2 separate regions of the Homo sapiens genome follow, and region 2 is linked to region 1. Evidence: chromatin loops called from intact Hi-C (ENCODE). Cell type or tissue: heart right ventricle. All regions are shown on one strand. Links, peaks and the distances in the headings refer to the core of each region. The heading gives the core; the rest is flanking DNA. Region 1 has its middle 120 kb from the start of ACSL4. Region 2 has its middle 8.1 kb from the start of GUCY2F.

The links. Peaks named below come from ENCODE experiments on the same cell type or tissue, not always from the same donor. Only the 100,000 strongest peaks of a DNase experiment are listed, where the experiment ranks them.
Region 2: a loop joins it to region 1, with 4 times the contacts of the local background. A loop is called at or near these places in 12 of 110 quality-filtered maps.

The regions. Positions count from the first base shown.
Region 1 is chrX:109,850,438-109,865,955 of GRCh38, reverse strand. It overlaps the pseudogene RPS5P7. Among named protein-coding and RNA genes, the nearest start is that of ACSL4, 120 kb to the right of the region's middle. In heart right ventricle, for the core only: CTCF peaks have their summits at 8,654 and 8,853 (motif pointing right); no DNase peak of the experiment used is centred there; H3K4me3 peaks cover 415 bases; H3K27ac peaks cover 1,755 bases.
Region 2 is chrX:109,482,454-109,497,971 of GRCh38, reverse strand. No RefSeq gene overlaps it. Among named protein-coding and RNA genes, the nearest start is that of GUCY2F, 8.1 kb to the right of the region's middle. In heart right ventricle, for the core only: CTCF peaks have their summits at 11,839 and 12,038; a DNase peak (open chromatin) is centred at 12,041.

The DNA of each region.
Region 1 (15,518 bases), core at 3,856-11,855:
TGGGGTCCTCCCCATGCAGTAGGAGGGACCGAGGCACACATAAGCCCTCATGGTCCAATGGGTGCTGTGGTAGAGGAACATACCTGGAGAAGTTGGAGAAGGCTTAATGGATGAAGGAGGCTTGAGAGGCATCTTGGGTGATGGCAGGTTTCGTCACAAGGAATAGTGGAGGGAGGGGAAGGATATTCCAGGCAGAGGGAGCAATATTTGTGTGACAGGGCCTACTGCATGTTCCAGAGGGTGGGACAATCATGGCTGGGCGCACCACAGGCAGCAGCAGAAGGCAAGTGGACGAGTGTTCGGAGTCAGCTATTCACAGCCCTATTGGCCAAGCTGAGGGTTTTGTTCTGTGAGCAAGAGGGAGCCACTGGAGCTTTTTATTAAGGCAGATGTGGGACAGACCAGGAAGACAGTACTTACCGCACCAGGGTGTGGAAGGATTGGAGGGAAGAGAGGCCAGCTGCATGCGGACCAATTGGGAGACCATCTCCAGGGTCTGGGCAAGAAGTGGAACAGGCTCTGAACCACGACCGTGGCAGTGAGAGCCGAGAGGAGGGGATGACTCAGGGCACATGTCAATAGGTAGAAACCTCAGGGCTGGCTCTCATGGGGTCAAGGAGAGGGAAAAGATGACAAGGACCCTGAGGTTCCAGCTTGGGTCCGTGGTGATACTGTCAACTGAGGCAGGGAACACAAGACTGTTAGTAGAGAGGGGGAGTGAGGGGAGACAGGTGACAAGGTCTGTTTGGACTTGTTGGGTTTGGGGTGCTAGATAGAGGACATGTCCAGCAAGAAACTGGGAATCTTGGCTTTGAGCCCAGGCGAGACATGGGGGCTGGAAAGCCACCACAGTCAAGGGATATTAGTTGACCTCATGGGACTGGATGGGGTTTCTCTTGTCCCATTTTACTCCTCCAGGGCAAAGGCTGGGGACAGAGTCAGGCGAGCCCCAGTATTTGAAGAGTGAGGTGGTAGCAGATGCCAGCCTGGAGTGAGAAGACACCCTTCTTCTGGCCCTTCCCAGAAACATCCCCTTCCCCTCAGGATCATGGTCCTTGTTCCAGGGCTGCACTCAGGCCTGTGACAGAAGGAAGGGAGGGAGGGAGGGAGGAAGGGAGGGAGGAAGGAAGTAAGGCAGGAAGGAGGGAGAGAGGGAGGGAAGGAAGGAGGAAGGAGCTCTGTGCACAGAACTCATGCCCACAGAGGGGCCATGAAGCAAGGCAAGAACAGTCACTTCAGTTCTTGAGTTCTTTAGTGTGGGAATGTCTTCTAACAAAACCCAATAAATTAACGATTGGGGATTTGGGGCAGCAAGGACAAAGACCACAACTCTACACTGACACCTGGAGCACTCAGTTCCAGCAACTGCATCTCCACTGCTGCAGAGCTGGGAACACATTCACGGCAGCATGTTTTCAAGCTCCTGTCTGTGCAAACCACAACTGGTCTCCTAGGAGTCCTAACACTTTAATTAGACCTAGCAGGTCCCGGAACAAAATCCCATAATCCCATAAATCTAATGCAACAAGTTAGGCATGATAGTTTTAGTCACATTCTGAATGCAAGCAGCACTTATCCAGGATGGTAGGAAATGGCTTATATCCATAATCATAGGTGTTACTTTAACTGAGATTTGTTATAAACAGTCACCATTATCTGAGTTGGAGACATAGAAACTAAGAAAGTCTACACACACACACCCAACCTAGGCCATTTTAATGTCTTCTATATTTTGCTATATTTTTCTTGGACTGAGAGTGAGTGCTGGGACTGGACTACCTAGGGTTTAGCACAGGATACAGCTACTCTGAGGCCTCTTCCTTACCACCTCTTTTTTTGTCCCTTTAGGAGTAAGTCACTTGACACCCTCTTCTTAGATGCAATCTGAAGACAGCTCAGAAATTCTGGCAATGCTTGGGAAAACTGCCCTGGGAGCAGTAGCTGTTTAACCTCCAGGGACCCAGTTATTCCCCAAGTTCCCACAGACACAAACCTAGGTTGTTTCTTCAGAAATGCTGCCCCTGAGGCATTTCTGTCTTACTTTAGGCCATGAATAACTAGGCATCAAGTGTGAGGAATGGGAGGAAACTCAGGAGCAGCTACTAAAATTTTGCTCTCAGGCCCAAGAGTGTTAAAAGTTGGCCTTTCTTGCTGCTTAAGGTAATCATCAGAAAGTGAGCTGTATCTTCTCTGAGGTTCCCAAAAGCTTGCAAGGAACCTCCAGGAAACTCTAGCTTAGCCTTAGCCCTTGATGTTTAACACTGACGTGTGAACCTTGACCTAACTTTGTTTTCAGAACACTAACCAAGATGGCTTTGGTCTCCCAGTGATTTATTTGTTAAGTCCTTGGAGTTCCAAAGCCAATTGCTTAGAACTTCTTCAGGGAAGTAGGACAGATCCCAGTTAACTCCAAGTTTCAAGAACCTCTTGCCTTGCATGGGCTTTTATGATATAGTCAGCCAGTCTCCCTGACCCATAGGATTTATTTCTGTTTTCTCTTCTGAATCCACCAAGTGAGTGGTTATGAGTAGGTGCAGTCTCAGCTAATCCCCAGGCCGGGCAAATCTGACCCATTGGATCACATAAGTCTGAGAAGCCTCTCTTCCAGTCCCTGCTAAAATGATCTTCAATGCCCCCTAGTTGCCAGAGGCTAGGAAATGAGTTATTGTGGACACTCTTGCTCCACAATTACTGGGACCCGAGAACTCCTAGAATCTTCTCTTATGGGCTGTTGTTTCCTCTGGTTCACAGAAGCAGCTTTTCCAAGAGGCCCTTGAGTGCTGGCTCAGAAGGGGAGGGTTCTCTCAGCTAGGGAGCACAGCACCAGCTTTGGGGCTCTCACCAGCAGAGAAGGCCCTTGGGCCAGGTCAGAGCCAAGGTAGGATCCCCAAGCCCAGTGGAGTGATTCCTACTCCAGCTATACATAAGGAAACTCAGGAGAGGGACACCAGAGTCAGGGTCTGTCCCTGAGAGAGAGAAGTTACTTGCCCACTGACACTGTTGAGTACATTTCTCCTCCTTGCCCTTTATGTCTCCTATGCAATGGCCAGCCATAGCCCCTATGTTGCTTTCAAAGCTAATTATGAGTGTCAGTTTGACACCAGAACAAAGAGTTAACAAGACAGTTAGTTTCTGATTATACTAGAGCCAGCGGCCACTCTATCTGTATGGCCTGGGGTCTCAGGAATGCCAGTGTCTCAGGCAACAGGTCTGGTGATGGATACCCTTGCAACTGCCTAGGAGAGCTTAAAGGATTACTCTGGAGCCTTTCATCCTGTCCCCATAACTAGTCCAGGAGCCAGAATTTATAAGAACAGTTCTTATCTGGAGGATCTTCAGAGCTTACAGCCAGGGCTGGCAGCCAGCTGAGATCAACTCGACACCCAACCTGGGAAGCCCTGAAGCTAAAATAAAAGAAACAGTTCCAGTTGTGGCCATTGTTAGGCTAAGTGGTGAACAAACTAGCCAAAGGAAACAAGTGGTATCATCTTACAAATAAAAGAATTTATGCTTATGGTCCCAGCCTCTGGAGTCAAATAGACTTGGGTTTGAGTTCAAGCTCTGCCACTTTCTAGCTTTGTAACTCATGGCAAGCCACACAACCTCTCTGAGCCTTAGTTTCTTCATGAATAAAATGGAGACTACTGATGTACTTCCTTCACAAGGTTAATGTATTAAATGAGTCCTTGCATGCTAAGCCTTTAACACAGAACTTGACTGTAACAAGACTCCTGAAATAAGGCATAGTGTTGTTATCACGAATCTCGTTAGCCTGCTCACTGGGATATAGTGGAAAAAGAAAAGGTCGGGGGCCAACTACTAAACAGGTCAAACTGCTTGACAGTCATGCCTCATCGTGCCACCGTGGAGATTTCCAGATACTGTTAGTGATGGAGTCCTTGTTTTCTCTTATAGTCCATGTGACCTGAGTTGCAGGTGCCTCCAGAAGTGTAGAATATGTAGAATACTCATTTATGTGCTTTATTCCTACCCTGATATCACTGAATGTTGTCACTTGTAGTCCAAGGGCCTTTCCCCCAAACCCAGGCTCCTGTTTTCTCTCTTAGCCCATGTGACCTGAGGTGTGGGTGGCTGCCTCTAGGACTGATAAGATATAAGATAGTATAAGCATTATTTTCCAAGTTTAAGGACAGAATAGGTGGGTGGCACAAGCCAAGAATGATTCAGTGACATTTCCTGACCAGGCCTGGCTTGTCATTAAGGAATTTCTTCAGAAGTAACTAGGCAGCCTTAAAAATACAGATTCCTTGGCTTATCCTCAAAGATTCTGCTGCAACAAGTCTGGAGTAGAATTCAGGATTGAATAAACTCCCAAGAGGAATCTGATGCACAGCCATGCTTGAGAACAGTTAAATTGTATAAATGCCTCTCTGAAAAAAAATAAGTCTCACACTTCAATGAGCATTGGATTTGCTTGGTGGGGTGGGATTTGTTAAGATACAGATTTCTGGACTCATCCACTAGATCTTCTGATCTTGTAGTTCCAGGGTAGGCTTCAGACATCTGAATTTTTAACCAGTGCCTTCAGGTAACTCAGGTCTAGGGGAAATAATTGCTTCCTTTGTGATCATTCCTGGCTAGTACAACCCAAAGATTTTCCAGAGATTTTCTCATTCTTGCCATAATAAAAAATAAATGGTAAACAAAAGTATTTTATTTTAGATCATTATATTATTGAAGATTGCATTAGCTATCTATTACTTCAAAGCAAATTACCCCAAAATCAGTAGCTTAAGACAACATTTATTATCTCATGGTATCTGTGGGTCAGCAACTTGAGCATGGTGTAGTTGGATGTCTCTGGCTTAGGGTCTCTCAGAAGGCTGCAATCAAGGTGCAGTGCATGGTCTGTGGTCTCATCTGAAGGCTCAGCTTGGGGAAGGATCTGCTTCCAAACTCACTTCTGTGGTAGCTAGAAGGATTCAGTCCTCTCTGGCTGTTGGCCAGAGACATCAGTTCCTTACCATGTGGACCTCTCCATAGGGCAGCTCACAGCTCATAAAATGGCAGTTGACTTCCTTCAGAATGAGCAAAGGAGAGAGAAAAAGAAAGCAAGGGAGAAATCATAACTTAGTCTCAAAAGTGTAGTCCCATTACTTTTGCCATATTCTCTTAGGAGCAAGTAACTAGATTCAGCCCACATGCATGGGGTTGGGATTACACAAGGGCCTAAATACCAGGAGGTGGGAATCACTGGGGCAATCTCAGAGGCTTCCTACCACAATGCTAACATTTTAAAAATACATTTTAATGCAATTTTTAATATTATTTAAAATATAGGAAAAATTGATTTATCTTATTTGAGTGATGCAAACTGTTTAAAGTATGCAAAATGAACATAATTTTTGACAACTATAAACATAATATTACAGTATGTTTTATTTGGAGACTGAATGTATATTAAAATGTCAAAAGCAGTTACGTATTATGGCATCAAAACTAGACAAAAACTGCTTTCATGTCATGCTGTTTGAAATTGTTGCATTTTGTATTGTAAAGATAAGTTCACATATTTACATAATTTTAGTATTTTGTTTCTAAATGAAGACATTAGAAGAAAATACTATTTCTCCAGACTTTCTTCACCAATAACATAGCAAATGTGTTTATTCTTTTTTCCCCAAGAAATGTAGAGCCAAATTAGATATAATTGTTACTATACCTTTAGTTTTGCCATTGATGTTTAAAGTGTGAGAGATAGCTTAATGTACTATATAATTTTTAAAATCAGATTGTTATCACTTAGGAATCTGATAAACAGCAGTTTCAGACAATATATTGGTTTACTAGGGCTTCCATAACAAAGTACCACAGACTGAGTGGCTTAAACAACAGACATTTATTTTCTCACAATTCTGGAGACTAGGTGCCAAGATCAAGGAGTTGGCAGGATTGGTTTCTTCTGTGGCCTCTTTCCTTGGCTTGGAGATAGTTGTCTTCTCCCTGTGTCTTCATGGTCTCCTCTCTGTGTGTGTCTGTGTTCAAATTTCCTCCTCTTATAAGGACAGCAGTCATAGTGGATTAGGGCCTGCCCTAATGACCTCATTTTAACTTAATTACCTCTTAAAAGACCTTATCTCTAAACACAGACACATTCGGAAGTACTTGAAGTTAGGACTTCAACATATGCATTTGTTGTGGGGTAGGGAACACAATTCAGCTCATACAAAAACGAATTTTCAGAATCACTATCATTCTTATCATCCTTATTCACTTGCATTTCAACAGCAGTCCTGTGTTTCTTGTCTTTAGCCAACAATCCACTGTGGGCATAAATGAAAGAATACATGACTATAAATTTAAAAAATGCGTAACTGTATGATTATCAAATCGCCAGGCTAGCCTGCAATAACTAAGTGATAAAACAAGCCGAATAATAGGAGTTTGAACATGGTAGTCCAAGATCCACTAATTGCCAGATGGTCAACTCTTGAGCACCATGAACCTCACTCTGAAATAGGAGAGGAAGATTAGCAGTAAAGCAGAATAAGGCACCGGAGCCAGCGAGTGCATAGCTCCTCAAGAAACCCAAAAGCCTCCCAATTTAAATTGCTACAAAAGTCTCCACCTACTTCCACCTTCTTCTACAATTAAACTTGTTTTGCTCCAAGCATTAGCATTAGAGAAAAAAATAATTATTCAATTTATTTCTGCTTCATTTAATTATTGGTTTTGCTACAACCATTTTCTGCTATTTTCTTTGGCCAAGATTCAGTATTTCATCAACATTAAAGGTTAGAGAAACTCTTCCAGGTTGGACTTGGAACCTAGTCAACATTTACACTATTGATCCTTGGGGAAATGGAATCTGAGTTCAAAAAACTGACTTACAAACACATTTTTAGAACTGACTCTATTTGTAAGCTTGGAACTACTTATGTCCTGTATGAGAATTCTCAATTTAAAAAAGAATAGGAAGACAGTAAAACACATTTAACACTAAAATTCTACTAAGCGTGGCTGATTCTTTCTTCAAGGGCTCCAAAAGCCCTTGAGGGTCTTGCTCTGTAATGAGCAGAAATTAAAGTGGTGCAGAAGTCATAGGAAACTGGGCTAATCTCAGCACTTTCCTCGAAGTGGGTAACCCCTCTGCCTGAAATGGGCCGAACTTGGTCCCAGAATTTCACAACCATTTCAGTAATTGCACTTTTCCCTAACCAAGAGAGAGACAATCAAGTTCATGTCAACGCTCACTTGAGTTCATTGAGAGCACTTTTCTGGCTTCGGGAGAAGATACAAAAAATTCAGTCAAGACATAGTTTCTGCTCAATATGACAACTTTTATAAGTAGGGTTAGATTTTACAAGCAAGGTTTATACCTTTGTGTCTTCTAGCTTTTATTCAGTTGTATTTTGGGAGACCTAGGATCTATTTCTTTGTTGATTTTTCTTTTTTTTATTGTTTGTTATCATTATGATCCATAGTAGGCAAAGTAAAGTCACATTTTGGTAGTTTGGGGAGGCTCATATCCCAAATGGCAAAACCAGCTTCCCAGCTCATTAGCTGAAGATTTTCTCAGATGATTCCCACTGCTAGAACGTTTTCTCTGTGCTCCATTAATTCTCCAGCGCATTCTGTGTTCTGCACTGGATGGGTACAGGACACTATTTGCTGGGTACAATACGTTATTTTATTCAATTACCAAATATGCAGAGATAGAACAAGGTTACAATAATTGAGGTCTTAGGCAATGTGGGAGGTGTAGCGAATATGGTGCAGGCTGCATTGTCCAACAGACAAAGAGAAAGCAAAATTGGGCATGTTGGGGAGCATATTTCAGAGCAGAGCCAAGAAAAGCAACTCCCTTCCTAGAAGCTCTGAAACCGTGGCAACTTTGGTTATTTAGTCATATTTTCTGGAATACACTATTTAATGATGATGTAAATTCAATGGTTCTGTGGAGGTGGTGTCTCAGGAAACTTGAAATCTGATTCCTAACCCTGTAAGATAAAGCAGAATTGATTTGAGAGAGGTGTAGGGAAAAGGAATGGCAATAGATAGGGTAAAGAACACAAAGAAGGAAAAAATAGAGAAAATCATGAAGCAACATGAGGCATGACAACAAAGAATTTAGTCATTCTTTTTGATTAAATAAACATTTAATAGAACTTTTACGTCAGAAATTTCTCAAGCCACTGGAATCGGAAATGGCCTTTCCTTTTTCCCCAGGCCGGATGTTGCATGGTGATCCAAATTAGAAGGTTTTATGATTGTCTTTTAATTGAAAATGTAGTTGTCTTGATCTCTTTTAAATCTTTCTCAAGCAACCAATGACAAAGAGACAATCTAAGTAATGTAGATTTAAAGTAAAATATGAAAATAATTTGCTGAATAATTAACAGAACTTCAAATGACTTTTCCCAGAAGTTCCTCAGTGCAGGCTATGAAAGATTATTTTCTTCATCAAAGTTATCCATGTAAACTACCAGTGCCAATCCGTAGTTGGAGTTTTTCAGCTCTTGTGTGGTTCCTATAGATCTGGCCTGGTAATCTCCAAGGTTGTAACTACTGGTGCGTTGTTAGTTCTTCATTAGGTCATCTTGTATTTTCATCCCAGTCTAAGTAGAGAATCCAAGTCTAAAACAAGAACTATTTTCTTTCAAAAGTTTGACCTGAATTTGACCCAGGAAATGTGTGTGCACGTGTGCGTGCTTTCAGCAGCCAGAGTTGTAAGGGTAAACACAGATAAAATATGTAACATCTTGATTTGAGTCAAAAAAACAAACATCACAGCTGCAGTTTAAAGAATTATCTCTCAGTTCCAGTTTAGAGCTTAAATATTGGGCCGTATTTTCAAAATGCACCCAGAAACTGGGAGAAAATTCATGTATTTTACCACTAGTGGGCGCCAGAGACACGATGAGAAACCACAGTTGAATTTTTAAAAATAGCTTTCCTTTTACCATGAAGAAATGAAAAGTATTAATTTTGATAATTTGGGCTACCTCCAACTTTTATACTTTTCCAGTTTGGATGATATATCTAAGGCTCAATTGGGTAACTTTTTTTGTAATTTAAACATTTATTTTAGATTTCGAGAGTACACGTTTGTTGTGGGTTTATTGTATGATGATGAGGTTTGGGGTTTGAATGATCTTGTCACCCAGGTAGTGAGCATAGTACCCAACAGGCAGTTTTTTAGCTCCTGCCCCCATCCTCTCTCTCTGCCTTCTCTAGCAGATCCCAGTGTCTAATGTTGCCATCTTTATATCCATGTGTACCCAATGTTTAGCTCCCACTTGTAAGTGAAACATGACAGTATTTGGTTTTCTGTTCCTGCCTTAATTTGCTAAGGATAATGGCCTCCAGCTGCATCCATATTGCTGCAAAGGACATGGTTTCATTCTTTTTTATGGTTGTATAATATTCCATGGTGTATACATACCACATTTTCTTTATCCAATGATTGGGTACCTTTTGATTGCCATACCTCAAATAGAAAGGATTGGTTTCATTTCCTAGAGAGATAAGAGGAATAAGGAAAACTGCTTTCAATTTTCTGGTGCTTACTATGGACCAAGCACTGTGAGAAGTGATTATCATGCCATATCTCATTTAATCTTTACAAGAATTTTAGAGAGTGGATGCTATGACTGTCTCCATTTACCAGATGTGAAAATTGAGGCATAGAAGTTAAGTAACTTGCTTACGGTGACAGGAAGTGGTAGAATTGAGACTCAAACCCAGGACAATTTGACACCACAGTCCAGAGTTGTATTGGAAACGACACCACCTATATGCCCTCTTTATTCTACAAATTTTCGACTCTTTTGGAGAATAGGAAATGTTATCCAAATTGTGTGTGACTAGGCCTTTAATCAAAATCAAACTGTCTCAATGCATAGTTCTAGTTTGCAATTAAATAGAAGGAAAGAAAAAACTCAAACAAATAAACAAAGCAGAATTTAAGATTTTTGGATGTGGGAAGTCTTGGGAAAAAAAAACTCCCCAGGTACACTTCTAGATGTGGAGAAGATCATAGGAGATCCTTAAGCTGTTTTTTCAGATTTCATTTCCCTAACCTGAGAGTTCAAAGTTTTGGTTGCTTAGCTATCAGGGAAAGTCAGTGTCTTCAGCCTTGCAAATAGAAGTATCAGCACCTTTGCAAAGTTGGAGAAAACTCTATCCAGTCTGAGACATCAAGGTTTCATGTGCTTTACAAAACAAAACCAGGTCATTTATTTGTGTTGTAGCCCATTTCACTTCTGGGCTAAATGTCAGAAGGACAAAGGCACAATTGTCTTTCTTGACTTACAAGAATAAAGGAAGTGATAGTAAAGCTCTCAATTTTTGTGTGTGAATAGAAGATAGGAAGTAGCCCTAATGATCTAAAATGGCTGAAAGCCAAAGACTTACATGATTTCCAACACTATAGAGCCGGTTGACCTTCCTGATTAAATAAACATAGTTTTCTATAGCTAATATTATAACTACTTTCCACTTTATGTTTTTTTAGTACATACTATATAACAGGGAGTTTAAATAGTGACGTTTGGCTGGGCAAGGTGGCTCATGCCTGTAATTCCAGCACTTTGGGAAGCCAAGGCAGGAGGTTTGCTCGAGCCCAAGAGTTCAAGACCAGCCTGGGCAACATGGTGAGACCCCATTTCTACAAAAAATTGGAAAAAAAAAAAAGCTAGGCATGATGTTGTACACCTGTATTCTCAGGTACTCGGAAGACTGAAGTGGGAGGATCACTTGAGCCCAGGAGATTGAGGCTGCAGTGAGTGGTGTTCATGCCACTGACTCCACCCTGGGCAACAGAGTAAGACTCTGTCTAAATAAATAAATGACACTTATATGCTTCAAGTAGTGTGCTAAGAATTTTATTTGAATTATATAAACTCCACAAGACACTATTCAACAGTTACTACTCTTACTAAAGTAATAAATGCATATAGTTGAACAGATAGTACCCCAAAGTCCTATGTTGAAAAAAAAAAAACAACAGCTACCTCCATCCTCCCAATCCCTGTTTCCCACTTCTAAGAGACAACCATTCTTATCTCTCTTGGTTGGTTTATGGTTTTGCTTTGGTATGCAACTCTAAATTCTGGAATTATAGCTTATATTGCTATTTTATGATATATAAATTTTAAGTGGTTTTTAAAAATTCACTTCTTGTATGGGATATGATGATTTAGCTTCCTTCTAATCCTTTCCCTTCCTTACATACACACAGTTCTGTAGTTTTTCTTAGAATTAATGATGATTTTCTTTTTCACTAGCTTAGTTTTGTGTGCCTATTAGTACTAACCCAACCCCATACTTTCCAAAAGGACTCTAAAATGCTTCTCAATATGGCCAACATATCAGGTAATTTGTTGGTTCTATCTTTTTTCCTGGATACATCTTTCCAGACCCTTCCATTTACCTATCCCTAACCTACAGCACAGCTTTCTTCCTGGGCTTTCCTTTCACCTTCATCCTGGGAATTTTCTTTATCATTCTCTTGTGTTCAACCTTCTACTTCCTGGACCCCATATATTCCTTTGACCACTCCCTTGTCTTGGTAGAGCACATGTTCTTGTGGCTTCCTGAGAAATGGTTAGTGAGAGGTACATTTTTGGAGACCTTATCCCCAGCATTCTGAAATTTCACAACAATGTCTCTATGTGTCATATAGTCATTGTGCTAAATACATAGTTGGCCCTTTAGTCTGTAAACTCATTTCCTTCTGTTTGGAGGGAAATTTCTTTTATTATGTCTTTGATTATTTCTTCCCCTCTATTTTTCTGTTGTCTCTCTGGGCATTCCTAATGGATATTTGTTCTCTAATTCTCCTATTCTTTTTCTCTTTTCCCCAACTCTTTGCACTTTTGTTTTACATTCTTAGAGATTAATTAAAAATATATCCATAGATACATAATAAGTAAACTTTTAATTGTAAGAAATTTCTATTCAAGTAGTTTGAGTTTTTAGGAGCTCATTTTTTTTTTCTTTTCTTCTCTTTTTTTTTTTTTTTGTGGGGCCACCCTGAAAGGCAGACAGGTTTATTGGGCTACAGCCAGGAAATCAGCAGTTGGACTTGGCCATGAGCTCCAGGTTGTTCTTCTCAATGGCATAGTAGTTGGAAGAGTTCTTGGCAATGCTGATGAGCTTATCGGCCAGGTATTCAGTGATGGTCTTGATATTCTGGAAGGCAGCCTCACTGGTACCTGTGTACAGCAGCCAGATGGCTTGATTCACATGGTACAGTGGGGACATGTCCACATCCTGCTGTCTCACAGTCTCAGCTTGCTCGATATATGTGGAGTCCTCCCAGGGCCACATTTGATGCTGGCATTCACCAGAACCTGCAGAGGGTTCTTGCCTGTAAGCAGGTGGATGATCTTGAAGGCATGCTTGACAAGGCAGAGTCATGAGCTACTTGCTGTTGTGGCCATGCATCATCATTGAGTTAGTGAAATGCTCCATGATGGGACATCACACTTTGTGGATGTAATTGGCGGCATACAGCCCTATGCTGTGAGGCAGGTACTTGGTATACTTCTCCTTCACTGCAATGTAATCCTGAAGGGAAATGTCACTGATCTGTGCATCATCAGTGCTCCACTTCCCAAAGAACTTGATGTCAGGGGTTTCTGCCACCACTGGTGCTTCTGTCTCCCACTTGGTCATCTTGAGGGCACAGCCTGAGCATCTCTGTTTCTCAATGTGGACCATGCACCACCCTGACACAGACAGAATTCATTCTTATTCTTAGAATGTTTCTTTTTATTTCTAGCATCCATGTTTCATGGACATGATGTATCTATGCATCTCTCTGAAAATGTTAATTATAGGGATTTTATGGCTTCTTCTCCTCCCTACATTATTTCTGTTTCTTCCAAGTTCCTTTTTTCAATGTGTGTTTCATATTCTTTTATTCTATTAAAGACTTTTCGCCAATGCTTCACTATTCTTAATTATTCATTTGTATTTAGGAGTGTGGAAACTGAAAATCTGTGTGTGGGGAGATGCGGGGGGGCAATTATTGATTGATTAGCCTTATGTCCTTAGGTGGACCTGGCCACTTCATTGGGAGACCCTACAATTATTGGTATCTGTGGGCCTTTTCTCTTAAGCCAATCAAATTTCCCAGAGAGGAAGCTTCCAATTTCCTGCCTGGGGGATATAATTCTGACTGCCAGAATTAAGGATGTTGATGAGAAAGGTAAGTGGAAAGGTATGATAAGTATCATCCATGTCCTCAACTGAGCCTGGAAACTTTACTTAAAAATCCTCCTCTTTATTATCATAATTGTAATAATAACCAACATTTATTGATGGCTTATTTCATCAAACACAAGATTTCTGTACAAGTATGTTCTCTTTTTTTTTTTTTTTTTTTTTGGTACTCTTTACAACCAACCCCCAGTTTAAGTATGGTCTTTTTTTTTTTTTTTTAGAGACGGAGTCTTGCTCTGTCACCCAGGCTGGAGTGCGTGGCCTGATCTCAGCTCACTGCAAGCTCCACCTCCTGGGTTCACGCCATTCTCCTGCCTCAGCCTCCAGAGTAGCTGGGACTACAGGCACCCACCACCACGCCTGGCTAATTTTTGTATTTTTAGTAGAGACAGGGTTTCATCATGTTAGCCAGGATGGTCTCGATCTCCTGACCACGTGATTTGCCCACCTCGGCCTCCCAAAGTGCTGGGATTACAGGCAGGAGCCACCGCACCCGGCCCCAGTAAGTATGTTCTTTACATCATTCTTTAACATAGTAAAAGACTGGAAATAATCTAATGTCCAAAATGAGAGATTGATTCCAAAAGTCATGGTGCATTGATACAATGAAATGGTAGGCAGCCATTAAAAGCAATCTAATAGCCCCAGTTATCAGGGCCAGCCACTTCCCATAGCTATTTAAAAAGGTCCCATTTCAGCTGAACTGACCCTATCATCACCTCCACCCCAGCTACCCATCAAGAGTTGGCCTGAAAAGAGAATAGAGGTTGCCTTTTGAAAACTGCAATGATGGTGAAGAGAAACCTATTCCTATCCCTACTACTCCTCTTCTTGGTGAAAGAGAGGCAATGGTGTGCTGGTAAATGTTTAACAACTCATTGGAGGTATCTATGTTGTGTAAACACTCCCACCATGGCCAATTTCAAGCTACCAATGTGACATCCATCAACTGGCTAACACATTTTCAGAAAATTTAACAATTGACTTTCATGAGCTGGGATGAGCTGGTTCCAGTGCACCACTAGAGAGAGGCCTCAGAGAACAGCAGTGGTTAGACTTGTGCTTAATCACCAATCCTGCTTTGCAGACTAGGCCTAGAGCCACTGGAAATGGGTCAAGAACTCTAGAATAGGGTGATGGAGTTGCCAGGTAAATAGGAAGCAAAAAATATTTTCCTTGAATTTCTGGTGTCCAAGAGGTATGGAAACAAGGGCCCTGGAGGAGATTGGGAGCTATGGGTTTTCCAGCCCTACCCTACTCCCAAGAAAAATACACACAGCAGGGAGTCAAGAGGCACAAGCTTCAGAGAAATGCAGAGACAGGCCAGCAGCTAGAAGATGCAAGGGACAGCCCAATTGCAGATTTGATGAGAGGAGGTGGCAAATGATAGCCTTCGCAGTGGTGAATTGTTTTCTTTCTTTCTCTGACCCCAACACTAGAAGTACACATGTACCACAAAGGGAGTGGGACAAAAAGCACAGAGAGGGAGTGAGGAGGAGGAGAACTTTGAATCAAATAAGAGATTAAAGTTGCAAAACAAAAGGAACAAAGTCTTCAGAACCAGAATGGGCCAGTTTTAATAACCAGAAGTTACTGCACTATTATGAATCAGATTGAGATGGCTCTGGGGAGCTTGCCACCCCAAGGGGGAAGAAAGCATGAAAAGGCATAGGTGGAATTTTGGAAAAATTAAAACCATTAAGTGGTACATGGAGATAATCTTGTAGTGGTTGAATGTATAGTTACTTAACATTTTCCTCTTTGTGCTTTTTTTGTGTTTGCTTATTTTTGCACAACTAACATGTACAAAGTAGTAATTTTTTTTAGCTTAAGGATCCATGTTGCTAATGGGGACAAAGATGGCATCAGGGACAGACAAGAAGACCTAAAGTTAATAAAAATCCATTTTCTAGTGAATATAAAGTTCCTGGTAACACAAGGTGCTGGGAAGGAGGCTGACTTCAAAAGTCCCAGGGGGCAGGCCAGGCTTGGCGGCTCATGCCTGTAAATCCCAGCACTTTGGGTGGCTGAGGCAGGCGGATCACCTGAGGTCAGGAGTTCGAGACCAGCCTGACCAACATGGTGAAACCCCATCTCTACTAAAAATATAAAAATTAGCCGGGCATGGTGGTGGGCACCTGTAATCCTAACTACTAAAGAGGTTGAGGCAGGAGAATCATTTGAACTCAGGAGGTGAAGGTTGCAGTAAGCAGAGATCGTGCCATTGCACTCCAGCCTGAGCAAAAAGAGCAAGACCATGTCTTAAAAAAAACAGTCCCAGGGGGCATTTATGAAGAGCAAGGACCCCCTCCTGGAAGGAGAAAGTA
Region 2 (15,518 bases), core at 7,053-15,052, 370 kb after region 1:
TCTAGGACACAAGGACTGCAATTCTTAAGCAAGCATTGATGCTGTGCTGGGCTTAGAGTCAGTGGACTTGGTCTGCATGTGACCTAGGGAGACACCAGATGGTGTGGCTGGGCGAGTGCTTATATTACCCCTCTCCCAGTGCCAGGCAACACAACTCAGATCAACAAAAGTGAGTCCTTCCTTCTGCCTGTGGAGAGGAAAGAGAAGCATAAAGAGAACTTTGTCTTGCATCTTGGATACTCGCTCAGCCACAGTAGAAGATGGCACTGGACAGAGTCGTGAGACCCCCATCCCAGGCTTCAGCTCCTGGGTGACATTTTTAGACACACCCTGGGTCAGAAGGGAACCTGCTGCCTTGAAGGGAAGGACCCAGTCTGGGCAAGATTCATCAGCTGCTGACTAAAGAGTCCTTGGGCCCTGAATAACCAACAGTGATACCCAGGGAGTAATGTTATGGGTCTCGTGTGAAACTTGGATATGTGCTGGCTTCAAATAGTAGGTCTTAAATAGTAGGTCTTATTCCTAAATTTTATATGGAATCCTAAAATTTATATGGAACTACAGAAAACCCAAAATAGCCAAAGCTGTCCTGAGCAAAGAGAACGAAACTGGAGAAATTACATTATCTGACTTCAAATTTTACTACAGAGTTATAGTAACCAAATAGCATGGTACTAACCTAAAAACAGACACATAGACCAATGGAACAAAATAGAGGACCCAAAACGAAAGTCACACATCTACAGTGAACTCATTTTTGACAAAGTTTCCAAGAACATACTTTGGGGAAAAGACAGTCTCTTCAATAAGTGGTGCTGGGAAAACTGGATATCCATATGCAGAAGACTGAAACTAGATTCCTATCTCTCACCATATACAAAAATCAAATCCAAATGGATTAAAGACTTACATCTAAGACCTCGAACTATGAATCTATTAATTTGAGGAAACCCTCCAGGACATTGGTCTGGGTAAAGATTTCTTGAGCAATACCTCACAAGCAGAGGCAACCAAAACAAAAATGGAGAAATGGGATCTCATCAAGTTAAAAAGCCCCTGCACAGTGAAACAGACAATCAATGAAGTGAAGAGACAACTCACAGAAAGGGAGAAAATATTTTCAAACTACCCATCTGACAAGGGATTAATAATCAAAATGTATAAAGAGCTGAAACAACTCTATAGGAAAAAATCTAATAATCCAATTAAAAAATGGGCAAAAGATCTGAATAGACATTTCTTAAAAGATGGCATACAAATGGCAAACAAGCATATGACAAGGTGCTCAGCATCACTGATCATCAGAGAAATGCAAATCAAAACTGCAATTAGAGATCATCTCACTCCAGTTTAAATGGCTTTTATCCATGAGATAGGCAATAACAAATGCTGGAGAAGTTGTGGAGAAAAGACAACTTTTGTACACTCTTGGTGGGAATGTAAATTAGTACAACCAATATGAAGAACAGTTTGGAAGTTCTTCATAAAACTGTAGATAGAGCTACCATATGATCCAGGAATCCTACTGCTAGGTATATACCCAAAAGAAAGGAAATCAGGATATCAAAGAGATGTCTGCACTCTCATGTTTATTACAGCACTATTCATAATAGCCAAGATTTGGAAGCAACCTGAGTGTCCATCAACAGATGAATGGATAAAGAAAATGTGGTACATTTATATGCACAATGGAGTATTATTCAGCCATAAAAAGGAATGAGATTCTGTCATCTGCAAGAATATGGATGGGACTGGAGGTCATTATGTTAAGTGAAATAAGTCAGGCACAGAAAGACAAACCTTGCATGTACTCATTTATTTGTGGAAGCTAAATATTAAAACAATTGAACTCACAGAGATAGAGAGTAAAATAATGGTTATCAGAGGCTGGGAAGAGTAGCGGGGGGAAATTAGTGGGAAAGAGGAAATGGGGATGGTTAATGGGTATAAAAATGGTTAGAAAGAATGAATAAGACCTACTATTTGATAGCACGAGGGTGACTATATTCAATAATAATTTAATTGTACATTTTAAAATAATTAAAATAATATAATTGGATTGTTTGTAACACAAAGGTTAAATTCTGAAGGGGATGGTTACATCATATTCCATGATTTGATTATCATATATTACATGTTTGTATTAAAATATCTCATGTACCACATAAATATAAACAGCTACAAAAATTAAAAATTAAAAAAATTAGGTACCCACAAAAATTAAAACAATTTTGTATCAAATTGGCTGGGCCATGCTGCTCACAGAGTTGGTCAAACAGTATTTTGGATGTTTCTGGTGAATGTGTTTTTGGATAAGATTAACATTTAAATTGGTGGACTTTGAGTACAGCAGATTACACTCCATTGTACGAGTGAATCAAATTTAATTAGCCTTAATAAAACAAAACTATCCTACCCCAAGCAATAATTTCTTGACTGCAGAGTGCCATTAAACTTGGACCGTAACTATTCCCTGGGTGTTCAGTTTGCTGGCCTACCCTGTAGATTTTGGACTTGTATCTTCACAATCACATGAACCCATTCCTTAAAATAAACCTTTCCTTCTCTAGGTATACATATCCTGTTGGTTCAGTTTCTCTAGAAAACCCTCACTAATACACCCACCCAACATTTCTTTGACCAGAAATTCACTTTATGGCAAAAAATAATAATAATAATAACGCAGTGGGCTCATACCCATGGAATTCACTGTCTTACTATGTACTCCTTCATCCAGAAATAGCTGTCTTCATAAAATGTGTAATGGCCTGCTGAAGGCTCATTTATGGCAGCCTCTGAGAGACAATACTTTGTGAGCTTGGGGTGTTATCCTGCAGGACAGTTTATGCTTAAAAGCAACCCATGGCCAGAATGTATAGGTATGATAACCAAGGAGTGGAATTAGGAGTGGCCCTTCTCAGTATAATATCCAATAATTCACTTAAAGAATGTTATCTTCCTGTATCTGCAAGCTTGGACTTGGTGTGTTTGGAGTCACCAAGGGAGCTAAAGTGCTAAGAGAGGATTGCTTACACCAGGATACATGGTCAGGATGTTTCCAATTAATTGGGAGCTGCGATATCACTTGGTCATTTTGGAGACACCGTGCTATTGAACCAACAGGTCAGTGTGTTGTCTGGAGTGACTAATCCCATTTACTAGGGGAAAATTGGGTTCCTGCTACACATGGGAAAAATAAGAGTATGTTTGGAACCCAGCGTATTCACTGGGGTGTCTCCTGTACTTCTTTGCCCCATAGTACTGGTCAAATTGGAAATGGGACAACCCAATAATATAGATATGACCATACTCATATGCCACTGATCTAAAGAGTTTGTTTTTCCCACCAGTTTAAGAGCCCCATCGAGCCTGTATGCTGGCAGAAGATAAGGGAATTATGAGGCGGGTAGTGGAAGAAGGTAGCTTTGATTACTTAAGCAGTTTACAAAAACAGATACTATAGCAGCTACTTTTTATGTTACTTTTAAAAGTCCTATTTTTATACCCTCTGCCTTATGTGAAGAGCACTAGTGTGATTGTTTTAGGTTTCAGTTGGGAATGCAACTCAATTGACATCATCCTTTGATCATGCAATAGCTATGGGTCTTTGTGTGTCCTGTGCAAGGGAAACAAACTCTTCACCTAGGTGAACAACAATAGTGGACACTGAGGGGCAAAAGGATTGCACTATGTTAGATATGTATCACTTACTCCTCCAGAGCCACTCTCTACCTTTTTTTTATTCTGCTTTCATCCCTGAGAGGGTGATCTTTATGGATTATATCAACAGGCTTCCTTTCCTTTAGTTAGTTTCTATTTTTGTTTGCCCATGGGGACCATGGCAGGATATCATAAAGAAAATAATGAGCTTAGGCTATTTATTACATTCAGCTCTTTTCTTGTTGGGTCACCGTGAGATGGCTGTGTCCATTTGTTGATGGACCTTTTGTTAAAAGGTCACAATTCTTTTCCGAGTGGTCCTTTCTACATGACTTTTTTGAGTTCTGGTAATTACTCCCTTCCCTCAGTCCTTCCAGCCTAAGGGTTTTAATATCTCCAGTTAAGAGTGTTATCCCTTGTGGTTTTGCTGCACCCTGCCCACACCTTTGTAAACAATTTCTTTATTAAGCCATTCTTGAATCTTCCTATTTTGAATATGTCATCTGTTTCTTGCTGGGACCCTAACATGTCCCTTCTCGTTGTTTCCTCTCTATGTTGCCCCTTTCCTTCTCTAATTCCCTTAACTGTAGGTGCTTACTTAGAGTCCATTACTAGGATTTCAACTATTACCTCTAAGCTGATTAACCCCTAATCTATAGCTGTAGCCTGGATTTCTCTTCTCAGCTTCAACTCTGCCTTTGCATCTCCCTACTATACCACTTAAAAGTTAACATTTCCAAAAATGAAATTTGTCCCTGTCTCCCCAAGACTGTGTGCTTCCTGCCATGTTCCTAACTCAGTTCTAAGATATTTCAGGGATAAGGGTCCTCTTCTCATGAGTAAAAGTCAATTACACTCAAAGAAAAGGCATTTTAAAACACTACTGTCACTGTCATCCAGGTGTAAATCTCAAGTCCTCCTCCGCTCCCACCTCCACTGCCATCAAATCAGTTACTGTTAGTTCAATTCTACCTCTTAAATGATTCTTGAATCCACCCTTTCCTGTTTTTATGGTTACTATACTATATAGCATGGTGATGAAGGGATAGGTATTGGCTTCAGTCAGACCTGGATTTCAATTCTATATCTGCCACTTACTTGGCTGAGTTCATTTTCTCATTCAATGAATACTTATTGGGCATTAACAGCACCAGGTACTGTTCTAGGCCCTAAGGATTCAGCAATAAACAACAATAAGTCTCTGCCTTCATGAAGCCTACATTCAAGTGGGAGAGATAGATTATAAATATGTTAACAAAGTAGTAAATAAGGTATTTTTAGATTGTGCCCCAGTGAAAACAAAACAGGGTAGTGGGAAAGTAAGTGTCATGGGAGATGGAAACCTTAGACAAAGTCATGACAGAAGTGTGGCTAGAGAAGAAAAGAGGGTCCTGGACCAATTCCTGGAATATGCCAAGATTCAGAGGTTGGGAAAAATAATAGCAAATGTGTTACAGGCCTTACTAAGTGCCAGGCACTGTCCTAAGTGCATGACATAGAGTAATTCATTGAATCCTTTACCAAAACACTAGGAAGTATCATTTTGATCTTTACCACCATTATACTAATAAGGAAACGGAGGCACAAAGAGGTTAAATAACTTCCCAAGCTCACATAGAAAGCAAATGGTAAAACTGAGGCTTGGACATAGGCAGTCTTGTTTTGGAATCCATGTTCTTAACTACCATGCAGAATGCTGCCCTCCCAAGAGGAGGGAGAGGAAGAAGAGCCAGTAAAAGAGACTAAGAAGTAATGTAATCTGTATTATTTTCAGTTTTCTCATCTGTAAAATGGAAATAAAAAGTATGTGGTTCATGGGGTTCTTGTGAAGATAGAATTTTATAATGCTTGCAAAATACATATCACAGTGCTTGTCAAGTAGTAGCCACCCAATTAACGGTAACTACTATTTTTACTTCTTAGACTGTTGTAGTAGTTCCCTGAGTAATTTACGTTACCCCTCTCTCTGATCCCTTATGCCAAACCAAACAACTGGTTCACACATTCCAGTTTACCTCTATGCAGTGGTGCCATTCTAATATTACGTACCACTCATCTAATCAATTTCCTTCAGTGGTTCCCAATTGCCTGTAGCAGAGGTTGGCAAACTTTTTATGTAAGAGTACAGATAGTAAGTATTCTTGGGCTTTGTGGGCCATGTATTTTCTGTTGCAACTACTCAGTCCTGCCATTGCATAAGAAAATAATCTATAGACAATGCATAAGTAAATGAATGTGAATGTGTTCCCACAAAAGTTTACTTGCAAAAGCAGGGATCAGGCTCGGTTTGCCCCACAGACCATAGTTTGTCAACTCCTGGCCTACAGAATTCAGTTTGGCATTCAAGACCCTATCTACCTCTTACGCTGGTCTCCTGCTGCTCCCAATCATGCATTCAACATTCCAGCCAAACCACATGATGCTCTATTCTCTTTGTTTACACCAGTTCCTCTCTCTGAGTTGTTCTCCTCTTTAAGCTCTGTTAAAATCCTATCTATCTGTATTGATTATGGTCCTTTGTTAGCAAGTAACAGAACTGACCTTGGCTGTGGTATGTAGACTGCAGGTGCTCATACATAATAATGTTCTCCTCTTTTGTTTGGACAACCATCTAGATTACATTTCCCTGTCTACCTTGCACCAAGGTATGGTCATGTATCTAAGTTCTGGGCAATGGAATGTGAGCAGAAGTGATATGTGCCATTTTCCATAAAAATCTCCCACATTTTATCCTGCCAGTTGAATGCAGAGGACTTCTAAGACCTAGAAGAGAGCAGAGCCAAAGAATGGAAAGAGCCTGGGTCCCTTAGTAGACCCACTCTGGGTAGGACATGAATGGGAAATGGCTTATATTTTAAAGCCACTGAAATTTGGCAGTTGATGTATTACTTACCCAAATTAATACACTGGCTAGTCAAGGAGTTTATTTGGAAGACAATGAGTTAGCTTGCAGAAGGAATAATTAAACCAGCAGGTCTCAAAAAAGATGGAAATCATGACATTATCCAGGATCTATATGGAGGGAACTAATGAGCTACTTTTCCAGGTGTATTAGACCCTTCTCACATTGCTAATGAAGACATGCCCAAGACTGGGTAATTTATTAAGAAAAGAGGTTAAATTAACTCACAGTTCCACACGGCTGGGGAGGCCTCAGGTAACTTACAATCATGGCGGAAGCCACCTCTTCACAGGGCGGCAGGAGAGAGAATGAGTGCCAGCAGGGGAAATACCAGATGCTTATAAAACCATCAGCTGTCATGAGACTCACTCATTATCATGAGAACAGCATGGGGAAGACAACCCCCATGATCCAATTACTTCCACCTGGTCCCGCCCTTGACATGAAGAAATTATTACAATTCAAGGTTGAATTTGGGTGGGGAGACAGAGGCAAACCATATCACCAGGGCACCATTGGCATTATGAATCAGCTCTGTTTTTCATCTTTGCATTGCTTAGCTCAAGATTCAGATTCTTAGGCAAATCCAATGGACTTGGTTTGGACCTAGTACCCGCCACTTTCTTGATCAGAGGGGTGCAGGGCATATTGATTGGCAGTCCCTGAATGCTACACACAATGCGGGAAGGGAGTCTTCCAGAGGGAATAACATAACCGGTACTCAGAATATCATACAAAGTAGTGGTGAATATCCAGAATCTACAATGAACTCAAACAAATTTACAAGAAAAAAACAAACAACCCCATCAAAAAGTGGGCAAAGGACATGAACAGATACTTCTCAAAAGAAGACATTTATGCAGCCAAAAAACACATGAAAAAAATGCTCACCATCACTGGCCATCAGAGAAATGCAAATCAAAACCACAATGAGATACCATCTCACACCAGTTAAAATGGCGATCATTAAAAAGTCAGGAAACAACAGGTGCTGGAGAGGATGTGGGGAAATAGGAACACTTTTACACTGTTGGTGGGACTGTAAACTAGTTCAACCATTGTGGAAGTCAGTGTGGCGATTCTTCAGGGATCTAGAACTAGAAATACCATTTGACCCAGCCATCCCATTACTGGGTATATACCCAAAGGACTATAAATCATGCTGCTATAAAGACACATGCACACGTATGTTTATTGCAGCATTATTCACAATAGCAAAGACTTGGAACCAACCCAAATGTCCAACAATGATAGACTGGATTAAGAAAATGTGGCACATATACACCATGGAATACTATGCAGCCATAAAGAATGATGAGTTCATGTCCTTTGTAGGGACATGGATGAAATTGGAAATCATCATTCTCAGTAAACTATCACAAGAACAAAAAACCAAACACCGCATATTCTCACTCATAGGTGGGAATTGAACAATGAGAACACATGGACACAGGAAAGGGAACATCACACTCTGGGGACTGTTGTGGGGTGGGGGGAGGCGGGAGGGATAGTATTAGGAGATATACCTAATGCTAGATGACGAGTTAGTGGGTGCAGCACACCAGCATGGCACATGTATACATACGTAACTAACCTGCACATTGTGCACGTGTACCCTAAAACTTAAAGTATAATTAAAAAAAAAAGACACCAATTAAGAAGACTATGTAATTCAAACAAAACAAAACAAAACAAAACAAAGTAGTGGTGAACCTTAGACTTTATGTGGCCCACTATTGAATTATTAATTTCATTTATTGTATTTTTCATTTTCAGAATTTCCATTTGATTCTTTTTTTTATAGATTCTAGTTTTCTGGTGAAATTCTCCACATTGTTCTTCATTTTCTTGAATATTTATAGCCCATGTCATATAACTGCAATAACTTGGTCATTAAGTCTGTTCCTGTTGCCTGCTTTTTTTTTTTTTTCTTCTTGGTGCTGTTTCTTGGTACATTAGTTAATTTTTCACTGAGTGCCAGACTTTGTGCCTAAAAAAGTATATAGACTCTAGATGATCTTATGTGCTCCAGAGCGGATTCACCCTATATTTTGCCAGGCAGCGGAAGGGCAAATTATCTTAATCCTTTCAGCCACTGAGCTGACCTGAGGCTGGTTTGCAGTGTTTGCTAGACTCAACCTATTTCTAGTTTGCTCTATTCCTAGGATATAGCTCTCCAGGGGTCCCAAATGAGAACCAGGGATAGATGTTTCCCAGGGACACATCTCCTTGAGAAGTTCTGAACTCCAATTTTTGCATCTTCAGCTCTGTGAATCTTCCTGAAACTCCGCTCTACTTTTTAGCCACTCTGCAGGGCTTATAATCTTTATAATCTTTTGCCCTGTGCAACTTAATTGGCAATTTCCTGGAGTGGAAAAGTTGTGCTGTGTCAGGTTCACTTTCCTTTGCTGCTTCTCTCTGCAGTTTCATGGCTGTTCAAATCCTGGCTGGCCTTGGCAGACCTTAAACTTCAATTTTTATACTCCGAGTTCTGTGATATTACCTAAAGCTCTGTTGACTTCTCTGCCTCATAGGAGTCACCCTCTACCCAGTTTCTGGACCAAGAATTGAGAAATACCCTAAGGGAAAAACAACATGCAGAAAGTTGGGCTTATTTTCATGAGCTTCCCTTCTTTCTGGGTTCTTACCTCTCAAGGCCTGGCTCTCTGATGCCTTCAAAAAGGAACTTTTTGGGGAGTATTTCACCTGATTTTTCTAGTTGTTTGCAGCAACAGCATTAGTTTGCTACAAGTTGCTCTATCTTAAAACAGAAGTCCCTTGTGTGGTACAATATTTTAATAAGTATTGGGCCTCCAAGAATTTTCTTGTATATTTATTTTATTTATGAGATTCATTACTGGATGAGAAACCGGCTGTTTGCACCACCTCAGATATATAACGTTTAATGATGATAATGATGACAGTGTGTGTACCAGTCAGGGTTCAGGGCAGAAAACAGAAACCACTGTAAGTTTCTTAAGCAGAAGGGAATGCTCTTGCCTCTTTAATTACAAAAATGGAATTATACAGACCATTTCCTTAAATGTATCATGGCATACTTTCAGATCAATAAATGGACAACCTTTCCTTTTTAAAAAAAATTTTAAATTTTTTAGTTTGATTTATAGTATTCCACAGCATGGATGTTCTGTAATGAATGTAACCACCCCCCCATTGGTGGGCATTCAGGTTTTCTCCAGGTTGTTTTCTGCCACTAAAATAACACTGCAATAAATATCTTTGTGAAAACACATGCTAATGCTTTTATTACCGTGCAAGAGACTTTTCCAAGTACAACTGCTAGGTCAAAGTGTATACATATTTTTATATTGTAATATATACAGTTAGATTATGTTCCAAAAAGTTCCTAACAATTTACAGGCAGGAATTTAAAACAGGGTACTGAGTACTTACAAGATTGCTGGAAGGTCTAACGGTCTATTTCACAAGCGTAGTTCCAGAAAAATACAGAACTGAAACTTTAAGGGAATTACTATCTTTGATGTCACCAGTAGAGCTCTGCCAGAATCAAAAACCTGCTCTTTTCTCCTCTGCAGCTGCTGCAGCTGTTTCTGAATACCTACGGATCTAGATGAAGAGCATCCAATAGCTGTGACCCAGTGATTAGAAACCAGATGGGGACGCTGCTGTTGTTGACTTTGGTGGGGGTAGCACATCACTTCCTCTTGAGACCTAGGAAGGTGGAAAATGAGCACTGCAGAAAACCTCATATATACACATAGTTTTTCAGCCCACTTTTAACTGCCAAACTTCATATGAGTGCATCTACTTGGTGACATCTAATCCACATGGCAAATCTTAGGTACAGAAGATTCCGGGGTGTAATGGAAGTGAAGCAAGCCAATCCATAGTATTAGCACAGTTTATAAGCACTATATAGTATTATTAACTACCTGATTCTGCATAAGACTGTGCAAAGACACTAATTTTGGGGAATCCTCTGTCTACCACTGGACCTTAGAAGCAGGGAAAGAGACAAAGAGAAGATTCACAAAGCAGAAAATGCATATGGCTTATAAAATTATGAGAAAATAATTTTTAAATAACTCAATAGTAATAGAAAAATAGACGTTAATACCAAATATCTTTTTCTGGCCTATACAATTGACAAATGTAAATTTGAGACAATCTGCAGCTGGTGACAGGGCAATAAAATGGACACTTTTATTTTATTGACCATTGGTGAGAGCATAAATTGGTCCAAATATTTTGGAAAGTCATTGGACAATACATGTTAAGAACCATTACTGATATTCATACACTCTGACTCAGTAATTTTACTTCTGGGACTCTATCATAAATTAATAATCCTATTATATTGAAAAGAGGTTTATATTTAATGATATGCATTGTAGCATCATTTATAATAGGGAAAATTTGGAAACAACCTAAGTACTAGAGGAATGATTGAGTACATTTTGGAACATATACAAAATTAAATATTCTGTAGCCATAAAATAATGCATAAGTGAAGTGGTAATAATGTTTACCAGATTCTTTTATTTTAATCCATTGAGCACTACAAGGAAAATGCCTAAGACCTATGAACTTCCCAAGGATCTGCCAAAGGGGTTTGAAGCCTGACAAAAGTTATTGGCTTCAAAATATGAAGATAACTGCAAAATTAAAGTCTATAAATGTCTAAGTAAATGTCAAAAAATGTAACTCATCATTTTTATAGATTATTTCATTTTGTGTTCAGAACAATTTTGACACATTGGAAAAATGGTTGGTTAGATTGTATCAGTTGGTAAGAATTCTTTAGTATATATAATCTCTGCTAAGAAGCATAACTGATAATAAATTTCAAAGGCAAAATTTTAAAATCGTCTCAAATTTTTAGCAAAATATATACTTATTTGACATGGGATATGGGGTGTGTACATGTCAAAGTATATGTGATAAAATGTAGAGTGGAGCTTCTAAAAACAAGAGTGCCATGGGATTAGCATGGTCTAAAGAAATGCCATGTTTTGAGCACCCACCGTGTGCGACACTTAATGTACATCATTCTTTTTAATCCCCACAACAGTGCTGGGAAATAGTTCTGTTTATCATAATTTCTTTCATTTGAGGAAACCTAGGGCTTTAGGGAAATTAAGTAATTAACCTCAGGTCACACAGCTAGGGAATATGGTGATGGGGTTTGAAGGCAGGTCAGCTTGACTCCAAATCCTGTGCCCTTAGTGAGAACATAGGTATGTTTCCATGTCAAATTAAAAAAATAAGTTTACAAAATTGTATACCTGGTTTGAGTATAACTTTGGAAAAATACAGGATTCAATAAAAGCAAAAATTTTTTTCTGTTTTTTACTGTTCTGAATTTTCTAACATAGTTTTACAACAATCAGGCAACCCGTATTAATTTCTAAAAAAAATTGATCTTAGAGGAGTTTGATAATAATGTTAAAATATTGACATCTTGCGGCCGCGTGGTGTCATTACAACCTTGGCTTTACTTTCAGTGTGGGAGCTGACTACTAGAGGGCAGCACTGAGGTTTATTCGGGTCACGTTTTCTGGGCTGAATGTGGCAGAAAGCTGGGTCACTTCTCCACTCAAAACTGAAGAAAAGCAAACTCATTTATAATGCCATAAATACACACACATATATGTCAACAAAATAACGTATACTGTAAATATACAGCGTAATACACTTCAATAACTTCTTTGCATCCTGAAGCAGTATAGCAAAGTTATTCAGCGTCAGGCCCAGGAACTATGCTACCTGAATTTGCATCATGGCTCCACCATGTATCAGCTGTGTGACTTTGGCCAGAGCACATAAACTTCCTGTACTTTATTTTTTTTTTCTGTATCTCTAAAGTGAGAATAAGAATTTTCCCTACCTCTTAGGGATGCTGTGAGAAATAAATGAAGTAAGGCTAACAGTGCCAGTTGAAAGGAGATGCTCAAAAATTGGAAATTATCATTTTGCCTGTTGCCCAAAGCTATTCTACTTTTATGAAACAATATATGCCTTGTTGAGTACTATAAGTATTTGTTTAGTACTATAAGCAGACGGAGAATTTTGTTATTACTACTGAATCAGAAAAATAACTTTCTGTCAGGTAGGGTTAGGTGAAAAATCTAAAGGAAGGTCGAGAATCACAGTTCAGAGCCCTCACTGGAATGAAGCAAAATGTGTAAGTTTGCCTAACATCCTTTCTTGTAGTTTTCCTCTCTCATTCTAATTTATCTTTGTCCATCACCTCCCTTGTTCCCCAGGTTCTCACTTCCCCCAGGACAAGGAGCTACTTGTCCAAGCCTTATTCTGGATGATTAACTAGAAGCACACCATTCTGAATCATTTTTATACCTCATGCCCCAGCCCTGCATCTTAGTCTCCAAAGGAATGCAAGGATCCTAGGCTAATATTATGTAAGGCCATTTCCCATGATGTATGTAATTAGGAGTTCCCTGTAGTGTTTAGTAGTAATATATGTATATATAAAATGTAAAAGCGCTACTTTTTTTCTTTGCAACTAATGTTAAGAGGAAAGCTCAATCGATGTGACTGGCTTCACAGTTTTGTGGAGGGAGAGGGTGCTATTTTGGATTCTTTCATTCCATGGCACCTTAGGGAGTAAAGATCATACAGAGAAGATGAAATTTTGTAAATTGTTAGGCTTTGATATTGGAAACATAGACAGGAACTGATACGAGTTCCAACAACATGTAGTAGAATCCGTGAACATTCTGGTGTTGTAAGTCCATGAGAACACTAAGGTCAATACTTAATCATACAGTGTGCTGATGTTTCTGACATAGCAGTTCTAAAAGGTGTATAGGAATAATTCTTAAGTTTGTACTCGTGAATGGATTTGAAGTATCTGTATAATTTTAGATTCATGAGGACCCCAAATGGTTTTAGATTTCTGTTCTAAAATCATCTTTAATTATACTATAACTAAAACTTAGAGATCTAATGGGAATTCTTGAGTGTATGGATAAATCCAATGACCCCCATACTGTGATTAAGAGGCAGTGGTTAAGAGTCCTGACTCTAAAGCTAGAGTACTTATTTTCACAGATGGCTCCACCAGAAACTAGCTGTATGCGCTTGGGCAAATTACTTAATCTCTTTGTGCCTCAGTTTTTCATCTATAAAATGTGGATGATAATAATACCTACCCCATAGGACAGTTGTGATGATCCATTGAGCTAGTATATGTAAAGTCCGTAGAGCAACAAGTGTTTGTGGAACTCTTAATCAAAAGAAGCAAATTCACTTTAGAAATTTTATTTATGTGCTAATTCCCAGCTACTTCTACCTATAAATTTAGAATCTTATGTCTATTCAGGATTTTGGAACATTCCTTGAATGATGGTCCCTTGAACATCCTAGTCCTCATCAGAACCTTCTCATAAAATCCATACTGGGGTTGCTCATGGCACCATGCAGCACTACATAGAGAATGCTAACTGGGGCCCTCACTTGCACCAGTATTTCCATCAGGTCACCTGAAATTCTACAATTAGGGATTGTTTCCTTTGGGTAGTCACGGTGTGTTTCTGGAGACTCTATTAGAGTGCAAGCAGTCTTTGGAGGGATAGCACAAGGGTGCATTAGTGGAATATATCAAGGATAAACGTGAGCTTTCTTGGAGCCAAATAGTCTTGCGTTTAAATTTTCTGGCTCTATTACTTACTAGAATTAGAGTGTCTGAGTTCAAATTCTGTCTCTACTGACCAGTGGCTGTGTGATTTTTGGTAAGTTACTGTAACCTCTCTGGATGTCTGGGAATTCAAATAGTATCTATCTCGTGGGGTCACTGTGAAGATCTAAGGAGACAGGGCTTCCAAAAATGCCTGTCACATCATTGGCACTCAGTAAGTATGATTATTGCCTAATTTATCTCAGTCTTGGCATCCTCATTTACAAAATGGAAAGAATGGGTAATATCCACCTTCATGGTTGTTGTGAACATAAAGATGTACATATAAGTATAATGTACATATAAAATGCCTGTCATACTTAAATAAAAAACTGATAGATAGTAACAAGTGTTGGTAAGAATGTAGGCAAAAAAGAACCCTCATATGTTGCTGGTGGGAATGCCAAATGGTGCATATACTTTGGAAAACAGTTTGCCAATTCAAAAAATGTTAAACATAGAGTTATTATATGACCCAGCAATTCCCTGGGTATATGCCAAAGAGAAATAAAAACAATATGTCCATATAAAAACTTTTACACAAAAGTAATAAAAGCAGTATTCATAATAGCCCAAGGTGGAAACAACCTAAATTTCCATCAACTGATCATGTGGTATACCCAAAAAAGTGGAATATTATTTGGCCACAAAAGAAATGAAGTACTGGTACAGGCTAGAACGTGCATGAACCTTGAAAACGGTTTGTTTTTCAAACAAAGTGTGTTTGGTTTTTTGTTCTTGCGATAGTTTACTGAGAATGATGATTTCCAATTTCATCCATGTCCTTCTTTCATTCAAACAAAGAAGCCACTCGCAAAAGATCACATGTTGTATGATTCCATTTATATGAAATGTTCAGAATAGGAAAATCCATAGAGAAAGTAAATTAGTGGTGGCCTGGGGCTAGGAGGAGGAGAGAAATGGGGAGTGACTTTTAAACAAGAATGGAATTTCTTTGTGGGAATAATGAAAATGTTGCACAAGCTTGTGAATATACTTTAAAAAAACCCTAAATTATATACTTTTGTGGTAGATAAATTATATCTCAATAAAACTATTATTAAAAAACATTTCTCATTTAATATAAGTCATTTTTAGCCCTTAACACCTCAGTTCTCACGTTGGGAATCCAGAACAGGGCCCTGAGTGAATGATGCCCAGGACAGAGAGGGACTTCTTAAGGAAAAGGAATACATCTAAAGTATGGGGAAACAATGTCTCTGTACAAAGGTGTAGAGGGAAGTAGGGAGTCTCTCTTGGGAGGAAAGGCAGTGAAGG